Linked DNA regions of Mus musculus: region 2 is linked to region 1. The links are chromatin loops, found by intact Hi-C in ENCODE. Cell type or tissue: left cerebral cortex. All regions are shown on one strand.

What was found. A loop is a pair of places that touch in the nucleus more often than their neighbours do. Peaks named below come from ENCODE experiments on the same cell type or tissue, not always from the same donor. Only the 100,000 strongest peaks of a DNase experiment are listed, where the experiment ranks them.
Region 2: it touches region 1 in a loop (3-fold over the local background); 4 of 42 quality-filtered maps call a loop at or near these places.

Annotation. Positions count from the first base shown.
Region 1 is chr8:9,171,616-9,179,615 of GRCm38, reverse strand. Gm39128 (a long non-coding RNA gene) reads right to left here. Exons shown (of 3, transcript XR_870129.3): 2 at 5,317-6,100; 3 at 4,842-4,959. Among named protein-coding and RNA genes, the nearest start is that of Gm39128, 8.1 kb to the right of the region's middle. In left cerebral cortex, a CTCF peak has its summit at 4,550 (motif pointing right); DNase peaks (open chromatin) are centred at 4,561 and 5,156; H3K4me3 peaks cover 255 bases.
Region 2 is chr8:8,684,650-8,692,649 of GRCm38, reverse strand. It overlaps Arglu1 (arginine and glutamate rich 1), which reads left to right and starts at 2,113. Exons shown (of 4, transcript NM_176849.3): 1 at 2,113-2,673. The coding sequence starts at 2,333. Mir7654 (microRNA 7654) reads left to right here and starts at 2,488; the gene lies at 2,488-2,557. In left cerebral cortex, no CTCF peak of the experiment used is centred here; DNase peaks (open chromatin) are centred at 2,086, 2,625 and 3,978; H3K4me3 peaks cover 2,537 bases; H3K27ac peaks cover 1,233 bases.

The DNA of each region.
Region 1 (8,000 bases):
GTTTTTGGGACACTCTTCTGGGCTGCCTCATGAAGCCTTAAATTGAGAGGAGCCCTGTTTCAACTTGGTCTGCCATGTTTGGTTGATATCCATGGGAGGCCTGCCCTTTTCTGAAGAGAAATGGAGGAGGAGCAGAATGGAGGGGGAGCAGAGGGGAGGGGGAGCAGAGGGGAGGGGGAGCAGAGGGGAGGAGGAGCAGAGGGGAGGGGGAGCAGAGGGAAGGGGGAGCAGAATGGAGGGGGAGCAGAGGGAAGGGGGAGCAGAATGGAGGGGGAGCAGAGGGGAGGGGGAGCAGGGGGGACGCAGAGGTGGAGAGACTGGGGGAAGAGGTGGGAGGAGAAACTGCAGACAGGATGCAAAATAATAGTACCAATATAATAATAATAACAATAATAATAGTTATTATTATTTATTATAAAGGTCTACATCCTTGGTTTTACCATATAATCCAGATCTTCTACATACACAGTGAAGTGAGGCAAACTACCCTCAGTTTATACATGGTGTCCAGGGAATATGGCCAGGTGACAGGCCAAAGGGACGTTAGGAAATTCTTAGTGAGGGGAGGTTTTGAAAAGAGTGTACGTTTCTGAGCAAAGAGAGGCCTCCCAGCAGAGCCTAAGACAAACTTTCAGGTGTGTCTCAAGAGAGAGAGCTAAGGACAGATCCGGGTGAGTCCAAAAGAGTTATGGAGGTTTGAAGATAGCTAGGTAGTTTTAAGATTCTAAACACTGACCTTGCTGAATAGAAACATGACATTTATGCCAAACTATTGCTATCACCAAGGAAATTTTGAGATAATCAGATCAAGTTACAAAGAAATGAGCTCAGAAGATGAACAGTTGAGAGAGATTAAAAGGGAGACAGTTTATAGACTGCTGAGCCACTTGGGAGTGGATGCCGATTCCTGGGAAGCCATCGTAAGTGATGTGGCGAAGCCTGTGGACTGCTAACATCCAGGGACTGTTCTCCAAAGCCAGAGATGGTGAGAAACTGTGTCTGCACGCTCACACATCATCAGAGCACAAGAGAATAAACTCTTACAACGTTCCTATTCACAAGTGATAGAGCTGCTTTGATTACACCCGAGTCATCTCTCCAAGGAGCAGAGGCTATGGAGCTCCAAATGCTGGGGTCTTGCAGGCACCATGGTTTCTCACGTCTGAAAAGTTAAGCATCAGGTGTGGCTGGAAAGTTCACACTGATGCCACTAGAATTCCTTCCAACTACAGCTCCAGAGGTGATAGGGTTTGAGCAACTTTGTGAAAAGATTTATGTGGCAAGAGTGAAAGCCAGTTAACATGGGGCTACATGGGATGGCACCTACATCCAAACTCCTGTTATCTCAGAACGTGAAGATATTTAACACTGTATCTTAAAGACGGAGCTGTGAAGTCATACAGACTGGGTTTATTTCAATGCAGCTGCTCTCCTGATCAGGAGATACAAAGAGAAACCCACAAAACCTCAGTGAAAGGAAAGCTAACCCTCACACCAGAGGGGAAGGCCTCAGAGACTAACAACGTCTTTATCTTGGATTTCCAGCTTCCAGAATTAGGAAGAAAACTTTCCACTTTCCAAGACACCAGTCTGTAGGTGAAGATCTTAGGAATTTGTGATGTCTGCTGAAGCAGCCTATAGGCACCCTACTGCACCTAGGTCAAGGTGATGCCGTGAGGGCCGCATATTTCAGGGTTGTAGTGTGAACTAAGTCTGTTGGACTTTCACCATGTGAGGTAAGCTGCAAGAATTTGTTTGCCCGGCTGGGTTTTAATCTTAGTTTGGTTCAGTCTCTCTTGTTGTGACTCTGTTTCTCCATATAGGGATGGACATGTTTAGTGTGCACACTGAATATAACTCTCTTTTCATCTTTATGCACACTCACAGCTTAGAGGGTGTCTTGCGTCACAGTAAACACACACACACACACTTTTTTTTCAAGTTTTGAAACTATTAAAGCTTCAGGGACTTTCGAAATTCAACCAAATTCACTGTGTATTGTGTGATGGCCTTTGAGGGCCGGGGGCAGAGTGTGATGATTGCCATCGGACTAGCCATACAGGCTCATGTTTAGAACACTGAATCTCTGGCTTGTGGCACTATTTCGAAGGCTTGGAACCTTTTTGGGGTGCACTCTAGCTCTCACGGGTTAGTTCTGTGGTCAGGCCACTGAGTGCTACACTGTTCTCGAGTTCTCCTGCTCCTTTTGAATCTGTAAGTAAGGTGTCTATCACAATGCTCTTGCCTCCTGGGAGGAACACTTCTGACACCAGGAATGAAAACCGTAAGATAAAACTAAACCTTTCTCTCCTACATTTCTTCTTCCCAGTGTTGCTTCTAATGAACTAAAGGTGAGAATAAACGAATACAGCATGCCAGCTGCCCAGGGATCAGGCCTGCCTCTTCATTCTCTTCTGAGTTATTCCCATCCACATTGCCAAGATTCTTTACAATGCGGCTCTTGGCTGCACGCTGCCGAAATCATTGTTCTATTTCTCCTATAAGCCAGGCCTTTTCTTTATGCTCTCGGCCGGGTCTTTTAGCTTCCTCTTGTTCCACACTCCCCACTGAACTCTAAACAGGAAAAAGAAAGTTTTGTAATTACTTTAGTTAATTTATTTGGCTTACATTTTCTTCTGCACATTCACCTAAAGGTGACACCTGATTTTAAAAGCTGCATCTAAATATATCTAGAATAATCGCTTCTGATGAGTATAAAGATTCTAATTGAAGGAAATCATGGGGTCATGGTTTAATTGGCCACATGTTTTCTTTGTGGAATACATAGTACAAGTGTGTCTGCCAATCAGCACATCTGAGATGTGAAGGGTTCATTGGCACAGCCACAGCCTCAAGCTGAAATGTCTGTCATTCCCTCTAGCAAGAACTCCCTTCATTTCTTCACCAGGGCTTATCTCAAGCTTAAATTAATTTTTCTCTTTTTATGGGAGGTGTCATAGCTTCAGCTGTCAACCACAACCTAGGGTCACAGAAAAAGATGGAATCTCACCTGAAGAAGTGCCCAGATCTGTGGCCAAGTCTGGGAGGCATTTTCTTAATTTCTAATTGATATAGGAGAACCTAGACAACTGTGGGTGTGCCGTTCCTAAGGAGGTGCGGCTGAGAAAGTCAGGGAACACAAGCTTGTAAACACAGTTCCTCCATGGTCTTTGCCTCAGCTCCTGATTCCAGGTCCTTGCCTTGGTGTCCCCTGATTACTGACTGAATAAAAACTATACAATGGAATAAACCGTTTCCTCCTCCTCAGGTTACTTTTGGTCATGGCGCCTTTTCGGCAACAGAAAGCAAACTAGAACAGGGAGTTTGAGACCCAGATCTCAGCTCTTTTATTCCTCTGCAGCATCAGCTCTACTGTAGGGTTCCTGACTGATTTAACGGACACTCTGCTGCGGGGAAGGCCATTCTGCAAAGGTGACAGAGGATACGAAGCGGCAACAGTGTGGCAGGTGAGTTCCCCCTACACTCTGGCCATTAGTACCAAAACAGACCGCTCTGCAACAGGACAACATTCTTTTGCTTTATAAAAGGCATGTGAAAGGCAATCAGGTTTTTCGTGAGCAGTTAATAGGACAAAGCTACAAAGCTTTGACATGAGTTTACTGCAGCATCCGAGTGGATCTTATTAGTGAAATGGACGTCCCTCTGCAGGAATGGTTGCAGACCCTGAAAATGTGGCTGCCAGAACACAGAAGAAAAAAGATAAACGTAAACAAAACTCTCACAAATACAGTCTGGATATCTAAAGCAAATAGTCCCCATCTGGGTGTTTTCTTGTGCAGTGACAGACACAAACCAGGTTGAAGGCAATCTTTCTGCTCTAACCCTTAAGCCGAGAACAGATGCAATTGCCTTTCTAGATACAAAAGAATAAGAAATAAGCTAGTGTTTGGAGCAGGCATCGATACTTGGTTGGGTCATAAATCATAATTAAGTAGAAATGGGGGCCCATTCTCAGGTTTTGACTGCAGTTTTCCGTTGTAATAGGATGTGATGGTGGAGACCTGGCAAATGTCTCATTATTTTGCTCTGTCTGTATGGAGACCAGTTTCACTCCAAAACGGCCCATCGTTTGTTTGTGCAATTTAGGAACTGTCTTGCTGGTGCTGTGGAATAAAGAAACACCCACTGGCCTGTAAAAGCATGCAAATTAAATGTCTATGTCTTGTACTGAGAAAGCATTTAGGGGTGACAGCAGCAGACCTAAGAAGCTGAGCAGATGAAGGGTGATGACTCCCCTCTTCCTGGGGATAATTTGAGTGAATGACAGGTCACACTAATTGTTCTTTTAAAATGTTCTGTGAGTGCAAGATGTTAGCAGCCATCACGACTGTCTCAAGAGTTTCTGAATTGGCGATTTATATCTGCATTTTAAACTATTAAAACATAATTAAAAATTTTAAGTATGTGAAGAGATTTTAAAAAATTAGATTTTCACAATCCTGAACGGAAAGTGTTCACTTCTAGCTTGCAAAGTGATTTTCTCTTAAATCTCTTGACGATTATGACAATGTGCAACAGCAGGGGGCAGTGGTGCTTCACCGCTTCAAATCTGCTCTTGAGTTCCACAGGAAGTTATTTCAACATTTCCTTGCAAATCAAACCGTAATTATAAGCTAATGTCCTATCCCGCCACCAACCTCAAAGGTCATCAGAGTATGTTTTATAAATGAAAGAAATTGTTAGCTCTAATTACATGTAAAATGAGTCTTATATGCTCAGAGATGCTTGTTTCTTTGGGTTTTTAGATTTCATCTTTATAGACTGAATGAGTTAGCACACACAATATATAAAAAAAGACAAGGTAGCTTTCCAAGTTCCATGTGATACATTGCGTTTTAACTCGGCGATGTTTATGTGCGGTCTCCATGATGTAGAGCACTCGCAATCCAGGTCCCGTGGGCTTGGGACCTTCTAGGTTGCCTAGCGCGACGATGAAAGCTGCTTAAAATAAGAGGTAAATTTAGGGTTTTCTTTCAGGGAGGGGTAAGTTCAATAGGTACACAAATGAGAAATATTGGCCTGGGCACTCTATGATCTCCTGAATAGGAGTTACAGATTCAGCACAGCTAAATGGAACACCCAGGATGGGGACGCTGTGGGGACGGTACCCTGGGAGTACGTGTTATCACATCCCGACCTAGCAAATGACTTGGGAGATTTCCTCGTTGAACTTTAGCAGCTGTTTGTCTGTCCTGGACTGCTAAGCTGAGCTTTGTCTCAATCTCAGGGGAAGTTTTCATAGAGACTTCCACCCACGTGCAGTGGTGTTGACTGCAGTCCCCAATCTGTATTTACCTGATACCTGCTTCTGTAGCTCCTACCCAGCTTCTGCAGCTGGTCCTGCTGAATCCGATTCAAGTAGGGCTAGCACTGGCAATAAAGCAGAGTTCTCCAAACATGCCATCCATTTGAAGATATTTGCTCAGCCTCCGCCTGTTGATCACAGTCTCCAGTGTCACCCCTTTCACCTAAGGGCATCTCCTGGAAACGACTTGACATCTCTCAACTGAAGAGTGGATAAAGAAAATGTGGTACATCTACACAACGGGCACTGTGCCCATTAACCTCCAAGGACTTCATACTGTCCCGAATTACAGTGTGGTGACATAGAGCTGTGCATGTCTGAAGGAATGACTTTACTCTCTGAACAGTCTGCTGAATTCAGATTCTCTCGAAAGTGTGGCTGCCTTCTAACAGTGGATACTGAACAGCAAAGTCCCTGTCTATCACCACAAATCCTGCCACTTTCCTACATAGGTCTGTTGTCTCATTTCATACATCAGAGTAGGGTTGACACAGTCCTCATCCCACCACTCCTATTCCACACAGGGCTTGACAAGCTGTTCCTCTTCCCGGCCAGGGCCTATGCATCTTCCAGCGTTCAGCTCTGGAGACCTCTCATCAGCTCCATTTTACTCGGCTCAGACCAGCATCTAGGACAGGCTCTCGGTGAATTGTTGCAGGTCACACATCATCTGTCTAAGGGACTGAGGATCGATGTGTTGTGAATATTGGTAGCCCCAAGCAATACATCTAACCTGGAAGGTGGTCCCACTGCATTCTATAGCAATTGGTTGAACTGTAGAGAAATAAAGAACAGATATTAATGTGCTTACTGGCCTGAACTTTTAGTCGTTAGTAAATAAAACTGTTTGATTTGCTTCATTCATTAGCACAGTTGAAGGAGACATAGAAAGAACTGACTTTGATCCATGTCAGTATTTTGATTGATTCATTGAGGTTCAGCACGGGATATTTATCTCTTCCCTCTCTGTCTGTGCAGTTCTATAGAACACCACTGAGAAATAACAAGTGCCTTAGGGGGAAGTGCAACCAAATGCTATTCAACTCCTAGAGATTGTAGCATATATAAGACCATCAGAGCACCCTGCTCATGGCAAACATCCTGTCTCACCTTTTGATACAACTAGGGATAGCATCAGGCAGTTTCTGGCCATGGCCTTTGTGTCTCTAGTCTCATCTGTGACTTTGGACTTAACGCAGTGCTGAGCATTAGCTGCACCAAGGAGATGATTGCATGGCGGCATCAAAATTGCATAAGATTAGCGACTCACCATGCAGGGCCAAGAAGCAGGATACTCACATGGTGTGTGACAAGCATGGCTTCATTTATCAGTGGAGATAATGACCATACTGATCAGATGGGGCTTTGTGAGATTTAAGACCAAGTTGACATGTGAAAAAGTCCATTGGATATAATAAAAGTTATATACATATATATGCAGTATACTAAATAATACTATGATAATTTTCGCCATAATTACCATAGTAACTCCAACAGTGTAGGAAAGAATAATTTTAGATAAAATAACCCTTCTGATGCCTTTGGGGCTCACTGATAACCGCACCCTGTGGAATCTGTGTCAAATGAGGAGACAGAGTGGGTTTCCTAAGGTTGCAGGCAAAGTAGCAGAACTCTCTAAACTATAACAACTCCATCTCAGAGCAAGATTCTCTCGAGCCCCCAACCGTGCTCTTCACTCTATGTCAACTTAAGCTTGGTCCTGTTCAGGCTGCTTAAAAATATATAAAAGCCACTCACACAAAAGGAAAGTTTAAGAGGTGGCAGGTAGGAATTAGTCTGGAAAAACCAACAAGTATTGATGTTCAACCTACAGCATCCGGTCATGTTACTTAGCATAAAGACACCTTGTTGGCTTTCAAACCAGAGACCTTAGCTGCTGTGCTGAGTGAGAAGCGACGGTGAGGTGGGCACTGGGGCATGTCACACAAGCTGGGTGACTGTTCTCTGGGCTTGACATCATGGCATATGAGCCAAACCAGGTCAGGACATAACTGTGCACATGAGCTGTGTAAGAACTTTGGAAATCAGATCAAGTTGAAATTCAAAGAGTTGAACGGAACGGACCAAGTGAGGCACTATGGATGTTTTGAGGGGCTGCCGTGCAGGCTGTGGTTGACCCTGCTGTCCCTGTGAGCTTGTGATTGCTCCTGTAGCTGCTTCAGGCCACAGCTGCACTGAAATAGCTCTAACTGTTCTTTGTTTACTCCTAAGGGGTCAGAGCTGGCAGGTCAAGTGCGGTATCCTGGCCTAACTAGACATTTCAGGTCTGGCCAGTTTCTTTATGGTGGTAGAATAAAGTGACTGGGCGGTGACATTTCCTGGTTTTCACTGTTTGTCTTTAGCATTCCTGCTTGTTTAAGGACAATGACACTGGAGGTCCCTGGGCTGATGGTGATGGCTGTGATCATTCTATGGAAGCAGAGTCAAGAAATGTCAGTGTTCTGTAAATAATGATGTAGTTCTTCAATTAATGTGCCTGTTTTCTCTTTAACTTTACGCTCATCCAAATACTTCACTAGACAGTCAATTGTTTTATCTCTAGGCTGTGTGTGCATTTGTGTGCACGTGTGAGTATATATTTGCATGATGTTTGACTGCAAGTATATGTGTGGATACATGTGTATAAGTGTGTGTGAGTGTGTGCAGGTGTATT
Region 2 (8,000 bases), 490 kb after region 1:
CTCCCAGCCTCCATTTCAGATGAAGAATTAGATATCTGGTCATTTATCTTTAGGGGAAAGGCTGTTTGCATTGTTCAGAAAAGAACAGTTTCAGACTGAAACAAAAGGTAGTTTTTGGAAGTTAGAGTTCTCCAGATTCAATGACCAGAGAGAGCTGTGATGAAAGTGGCTTACTCTGGGTTGAAGGTGTGCAAAATCCTGTCATTTAAAATTCTCTAGAAAGCTGTTTTACATTACTATGGAGGCCAGACAAGATTGTTGTATTTATTTACTGATTCATGATGCTAGCCAAATGTCCCCTCACCCTGTGTTCCAGGTGCTGGGCCTGGCATGGGTTCACTGCTGAAAGGCAGATCAGGGGACTGTGCCTCTCTCAAGGGGAATTTCTCAGCAAGACAGAATATTGCTAAAGTGACTGACAGCCAGCTAAGGTACTGAAAGTCTGATGGTGGTGTTACCCTCAAACTCCTGTCTATCTTGAAACACAGGATGGAATGTCTGCAGATGTCATGAAGATGAGGGTGCTCTGGAGCCTGGAGGGAAACTACACTCAACTCTCATAAGAAGGTGGTACGGGCCAGGGCACTTGCTCAAGACCTTGGTTTATGCCGGGCAGTGGTGGCACATGCCTTTAATCCCAGCACTTGGAAGGCAGAGGCAGGCGGATTTCTGAGTTCGAAGCCAGCCTGATCTACAAAGTGAGTTCCAGGACAGCTACACAGAGAAACCCTGTCTCAGAAAAAAAAAAAAAAAAAAAAAAAGACCTTGGGTTACATCCCCAGCACCACACACACACATAAAAAGAAAGAATGAGGCTACGATGGTGATGGTGTACGCCTTTAATCCCAGCATTTGGGAGGCAGAGGCAGGCAGATCTCTGAATTCCAGATCAAACTGGACTACAAAGCTAGTTCCATGATAGACCACAGAGCTGTCCAGGGCTGCAGAGAGAAACTGTCTCAAAAAAACCTACACATACACACACATACAGAGAGGTAGAGTGGAATCCTTACTGCCTTTGAACCTCCAGAAGAACCCTTCCTCTAAACTTCATGAATTGGACCTAATATGCAATGTTTCAGCATTAAAAGGTGGGCCCTTTGGGAAAGAGAGTAAGCCCTGGGGCTTTGGTTTAAAAAAAAATGCAACTAGTGTGTTTTGTGTGTGTGTGTTTTGTTTGGTTGGGGTTTTTTTGGCCTAGTGTTCTTAAGATGTTTACAAGGGAACCCTTATCTTATGCATTCTTTTCCCCTCCTAAGGTCTCCTGCTGGAAGCTCAGACAGAATCCTTAGCACAAACAGATCCACTACTTAATAGAGTTCTCAGCCTCCAGAACTGTAGGAAACAACTTTCTCTTGGGTATAAAATAATGAGTCATTGGTATTTTGCTATAGCAGCTCAAAAACTAAAAGACTCATTGAGATAGGCCACTACCCATTTTTCTTTTCGATGTCTTTAAAGAGAGCTATTGCTCTCTGGGACTAGGCCTTGAGCTCATTATGTAGTCCAGGCTGGCAAAATCCACAAAACTGTAACCTTTTAAATAAAACTTTATTAAGAGCATTTAACTGGCTCTAACATATACATTCTTAAGAAAACTTGGGACTCCTCTGGGCATTGTTCTAATTTATTGTTTGTTTACAATAAATTATTAACAATTTATTAATTGTTCTGGTTGGTATGTATGCATGCATGTATGTATGTATGTATGTGTGCAACCCCAGCTGGCCTCCAACTTACTAAATAGCCAAGGCTGACCTTGGACAACTGGTCCTTCTGATCCATCTTCTAGGGGCTAAAATTCTGGGCATGTACCACCACATCCAACTCACAATTGATACATTCTCAATGCTGGCTAAGGAAACAACAGGACTTTCCCAATTACTCGGGCCTTATCCTGTCTTTCAGCCAAGGCTCATCATAAATATTCTCCAACTCCTAAGGTTTTCGTGGGTCTTGTTGAGGTGAAAGTTAAAGACCTGAAGGCTGGCCAGCATTCTTCTCTTTAGTTGCCACGCAGCGGCGGAAAGAGCCGAGCGCGCTCGGCCGCATTCGCCGGCCCTCCTAGGCGACGTCGTCAGGGGGCGGGGCTCGTGCCGGCACGCTCGGCGCGGGGCATTGTGGGAAGGGCGGCCGGTGCTGCCACAGCTGCCATCTTAGGGACTCCGGGCCGGGCCTGCTAGGCCTTCGCGGCGGAGGCGGCCGTGTGCGTGGCGGGTGCGCTTGGGGCGAGGCGGAGGGTCCGCGGGCGGGGGGCCGCGCTTCCCAGCGGCGAGGGGGCGGCCTGCGGCGGGCAGCGGGCGACAGGCGGCGGGCGCCGCGCGGCGCGAGGATGGGCCGGTCGCGGAGCCGGAGCTCGTCCCGCTCTAAGCACACCAAGAGCTCCAAGCACAACAAGAAGCGCAGCCGCTCGCGCTCGCGCTCGCGGGACAAGGAGCGGGTGCGGAAGCGCTCCAAGTCCCGGGAGAGCAAACGGAACCGGCGGCGGGAGTCGCGCTCCCGCTCGCGCTCCACCAACGCGGCGGCATCCCGGCGCGAGCGGGAGCGCGCCTCGTCCCCGCCCGACCGCATCGACATCTTCGGGCGCACGGTGAGCAAGCGCAGCAGCCTGGACGAGAAGCAGAAGCGCGAGGAGGAGGAGAAGAAGGCGGAGTTCGAGCGACAGCGAAAAATGTGAGGGGCGCGCGGCTGGAGGCGCGGGGCGCGCTCACGGGGGCCGGGTGGGGCGGGAGCGCCGGCCCGGAAGTCCGAGTTGAGGGCGCGAGGCGGGAGGTTGGCGGGGCTGCGGATCCCCGGGCCCGAGGCGTTGGAGCGCAGGGCACCTGTGCGGGGGTCCGTCCCGGGGCGCGCCCGGCTTGAGAGTGTGGGCCCTTTCTGAACCTCCTTTCATACGGTCGTTCAAAGACAGATGCACAAAGTTGCAGCGGACACCCGGGGTGCCTCTCCGGCCCCTCTCTTTTTTGTCTTGGCCTCAGCCCCTCTAGTGAGCATGCTTGACCCTACTGTTGACCCTGCTGTTTGCCCGCCTAAATGCTTCTAGTTTCAGAGCGCTCTTATCCGAATTTTTCACTTAGGGCAAAACCGGTTCCCATCAGGGGACTGGACTTGAAATTTGGGGGAAGATCACGTGGTTTTGAGTGAGGCGGCTTTCGATGTGAAAGTAGGTGTTGATGACCCAACCAGAGTAAACTTGAACGTTGTGAAGTACTTTTTTAAAAAAGATGTGCCCAGCCCCCCTCCCCCCCCCCGCCCCAGCCACGTGGAGCAATAATACTAAGCATATGTGTTCCCTGTTAAGCCAGCCATCGTTTCCGGAGTAATTAACTGAAGACTTGAATAAGTGGTTATGAAGCAGGAACTAGGTAGTTTGTGTATATGACTTGTGTAGGGGTTTCTATTTTCTGCAAAAAAATAGAAGGCAGATTTTTGTGGTAGGCAGGTTTTCCAGAAGCCCCTAGGAGGGAGGTAAGGGATTGAACACAGCGAAGCACTGTAGTGGAACTGGGGTCTTGGCTTGTACTGTTTCTCAGTACACCTTGGCCACATAGAATCCTGTTAGGATCTGGAACAAGCCTGTAGCTTAGTAGAACATAGACATAGTTGTGTGTGACAGTTGACAGTTCTCCACGTGAAAACAAAGGAGTCATCACATTGCACGTGGACAGCATAGGATGAAATGAAACATCGATAGAGCTGTGTTCAACTATGCCATTAGCATTGAGAAGGGAAAGGGACAGGGCTGGCAGCCAATGCTAATACTAAATTCTCCATATCCACTAGACACTGCTCCAACGTGGTCTAATGTTTTGCAGAGAATACACTGAAAAGACAATGGAGATGGTGCCTTGGGAGTGAGGGAAAGTAGTTTGCTTACAAATATTGGTTGGCTAGTTCATTCAGCTAGTTTACTGAACCTTTAATAAGTGCCAGGGTCAGTTGATAGGAAGATGATCGATTTGCTCCTTCTGACATGCTCTAGCTCAGATGGCTGGTAATACTATAGTAAATTCAGCGGGAGTATCTCATCAGGAATGCAGGGTAGGCGATGGTGAGGCTGTCAGGCCTGTAGGGTGTGTGTGGACCAAAGGAGTAAGCTGTCTTCCTGGTTCCCTGAGAGAACAAAGTGGAAGGAAGAATGGAAAAGGAACTGACTGAAAAAGTATTGAGTATTTGTATTCGTACAGTTGGGTGTGGGATACAGGCAAAGCACTGGAGTTAGCTGTCAGGTTTATAGTGTTATTACTGCAACTGTTCTCTACCTTCCGTTGCTTTAAATGAGACCAGACTGTCAGGCAGTGTAGTTGAGAGGGAAAAGCAGGAGTCTGCCCTTGACACACCTAGGTTCTGTATATAAGAAAGAGCTTAGCTAACTAAGGTGGTGACAGACAGGGCTTTACTCTGTTAATAAAACCTGGGGAATAGATAGAGTGCCATGGGGACTATATAAAGAGAAGAGCAGTTGGTTCCAAGGATTGAAAAAAACATCAGGGAATGTATATTTGCAGTAAAAAAAAATAGTCCAGGGTGGGACATGGTGATGCTAAAAGTCTGTGAGTGCCTGGAATGTTTTCATGGAGTCTGGAGTTAGATGAGTAGACTAGTATAATTCCAAGGCCTTAAAGAAATCATTTGAGTTCGTCTGTGAAATGGAGTCCCATTTTATTGTGAAGATTGGAGATGCTATCAAGTACTTAGTTCTTTTCCTGAGAGTGAGTCAGTCAGTGTTACTGAGTATAACTGACCATGCTTCCAGGCACAGCTTGCTGAATAATTCAATAAGAAATCCAGTAATTATAATCTTAGTTCATTAAAATAATTCAATAACATAATTAAAAGGTGGGCTTTTACATTTTCACATTTTTTAAAAAAGATTTATTTATTTATTATATGTAAGTACACTGTAGCTGTCTTCAGACATCCCAGAAGAGGGCTTCAGATCTCTTTACAAATGGTTGTGAGCCACCATGTGGTTACTGGGATTTGAACTCAGGACCTTTGGAAGAGCACTCAGTGCTCTTAACCTCTGGGCCATCTCTCCAGCCCCCTTATTCACATTTTTGAGGAGCTAATTCACATGGCTCAAAATTGAATCAGATCTTCCTCTTGCCCTTGGATCTCAGCCAAGTATCGTGATCTCCCATCCATGTACTATACCAATATTAACATTTCCTATGTATTCTTTTAAGTTGTGCTAACTGCTGAAAAAAGATAACGAATAACCTGTAGCAAATCATATCATTGGCCTGGTAACTTCCTCCAGCCAGTGACGTCTGAGTTTCAATTCTTAGTGTTACCTGAATTACAAATCAGGAGCCCAAGAGTATCCCAGGTGAACTGGAATTCATGATTCTTAGGCAAATAAGCAGAGCTCATGTTTGAGGGTAAAGAACTTTGGAATGAATTTACTCCGTGAGCCTATATATTTCTGGAGCTTAGAGCTTTTAAGACAGTGGTGGAGCAGCACCAAGACCTCTGCGTCACTTTGGTACTGGTTCTCTTCCCATCCTTGCCTCACCTTTTTCCTGGAGAAACTGCTGGGTACAAAAGATTTAAGCCCATTAGATTGCGGGTCTGTTAAGGTTCATTATGTCACCACACAGCATTCATCCTGTTCAGTAGAGTGGCTATAATTTACCTCAGAAACAGGAGTTTTAAATAATGGCATGCTACATAAACACAAGTGGCCCAGTGTTTAGTACCTTGTTAGGTATGAAGTAATTAGTGTTTACTAGTAATTACTAAGCAATTCCTACAGGTTCCAAGATCTGAGTTTCCTTGTTTTTAGGATGTCTTAAAATACAGCATCAGTTCTACCTAGCGAGCAGTGCCCTCACTTAGCCAACCCTGGTTTGGTTTATTTAATCAATTACCATCTTTGAAATACATGAGAAAAATGAGGACCTGTTGCCACTTGATAAAACCTTGATCTTGATTCAATAACTTGTCCTAGGAGTTTCTTTAGCTAAGCACTGGGCTCCAGGGATGAGACAAAGATTAGAGAAAGGCAAGATTGAACAACCTCTCTTCCCCTTCCCAAGGAACCCGTGAGCAAGGCACTCTGGCACTGAGGGCAGCAGCTTTTGAGGAGAGGCTTCAGAGAATCTGTGAGTCTTTCTGTGAGATCAGGACCAGGGTTGCTTTGGCTGCCTTTTGAAGAACGATTGTTGGTTTAATGGAAGGGTTGGGCTAATGGTGTTGTTATTGTTGGCTTCCTGTTAACTTTGGCCATCAGTGAAGATGATGTACTCTAGTTGCCTAAATTGGTTGTCTGTGTGCCTGTTGGTTTTCTGAGTTTTATGTAGAAAGGGAGTAAGATAATATGGCCTTGAACTTTTTTTTTTTTTTTTTTTTTGCCACAGACTCTAGAAACAGATTCGATATTTATCTCTGGGTCCTGAAGATGCATTTTTAGTCTTTTTGAGAATAATAACCAAAATTATGTTCTGTGAGGCTTGTAGCAGTGCTGAGAAGCCCGGACCTTGCCCACTCCTCATTTATGGTGCATAAATAAGGTTATTGGAGGCATGCTGGGGTGCCTTACAGTTCCCCCAGGAACAAAGGGAGACCAGCAGCCCTGCTTTAGACTATAAAACCTCTGAGCTACACTTAGATAGATCTGACACCTTAGTTGAGCAGCTTATTACCTGTCACCTGCCCTCTGGTGTGATCACTGGGAATAAAGACTGCCATAGCTGACAGGTAAAGCTGCTTTGACTCTTGCTGAAAGTAAAAAGTTGAATGGGTTTGGCTTTTCATACCAGCCACATCTGTGGGTGGCATTGCTGTCTCTTGCTCTATTGCTTAGGGGGGGCTTGACTGCTTGTTCCAAAAAAGGGTCTTTTGCACTTTTACCAAATACCTGGTAAAGTGACTGAGAGCTTCCTGTTCTTCTGATGAGCTCTCCTAGGCCTTTATCTGCCTGCCTGCCTCCCTCCCAGCCTGTCTCTGTCATCTGAGTCTTGATGGGAGCTGCTTAGCACTCTCTGCCCCACCTCCCCCTGATAACTAAGTGGAGTTCCTTAGGTTTTACCACATTGAGCGTCATGATTTTATAGAAGGAACGGAAACTTTGCATGTGCACAGTAATCTTTGTTATCCTCATGTGGCCCAAAATACAGTTTAAAGTTGCTGTCGTAGTCCATCGTTCTTTTTCCTTTTCAGTAGATAGGAAAACCACTCTATATGATTGCTATTAAATTGAGATATGTGTTCATTGTCTTTGTTTCTCATGGGTAGTTTGTCATTTTAGAGGATATCTGCTGTTTCTTACCAGGTGGCTTGACAAAGGGCTTATTCTAATTATTTCTTTATTTGATAGGAAGTTAAAAAGGAGGGATGTGTTAAACCTTAGGCTTTCATACACTGTTGGAAAATTGTAGTTGGGAAGGAAATATTAAAATTACAGATAAGTCCTTACACTGTTGGAAATAACTAAGACCTTGAGGAAAACCAGACTTACTGTCCTACCTACTCTCTCTCGTAAAAAGGAGAGGTAAGTGTAGAAACTGAAATGATGGGATAAGCCCTTGGGTAGGAATTGAGTCGAAATATATCAGAGTGTTTAATGCTCATGTCACATGAGACTACAACATCTTATATCAGTTGAATGACTCTCATACTGTATGTCATACTCTCACATTGTATGTCAAATAGATTCTAAAGGTAAAAGTTGTAAGGTTTTTTTTTGTTGTTAATTTGATAATTTGGGGGAAGTATTAATAAATTGCCCTCTTTTGGTTTTAGATACATCATTAAGAACCTTTGAATTTGTTCATTCTTCACATAGTACTGCTTAGCCCACTGCTAGGTAGAAACATGTGATCAGAATGTGTGTCTTACTACTCTCTAGTAGCTATACTTAAAGGTCAGTGTGGTGTTAACGTGCTTCCAGTCTACCCAAAATATTTACATTTAACATCTGATTAAAAATGGAAGATCATTTCAGGTTTTTCCTCCTACCAACCTCAAAATAGATGTATGGGACCAGTGACTATCAAAAT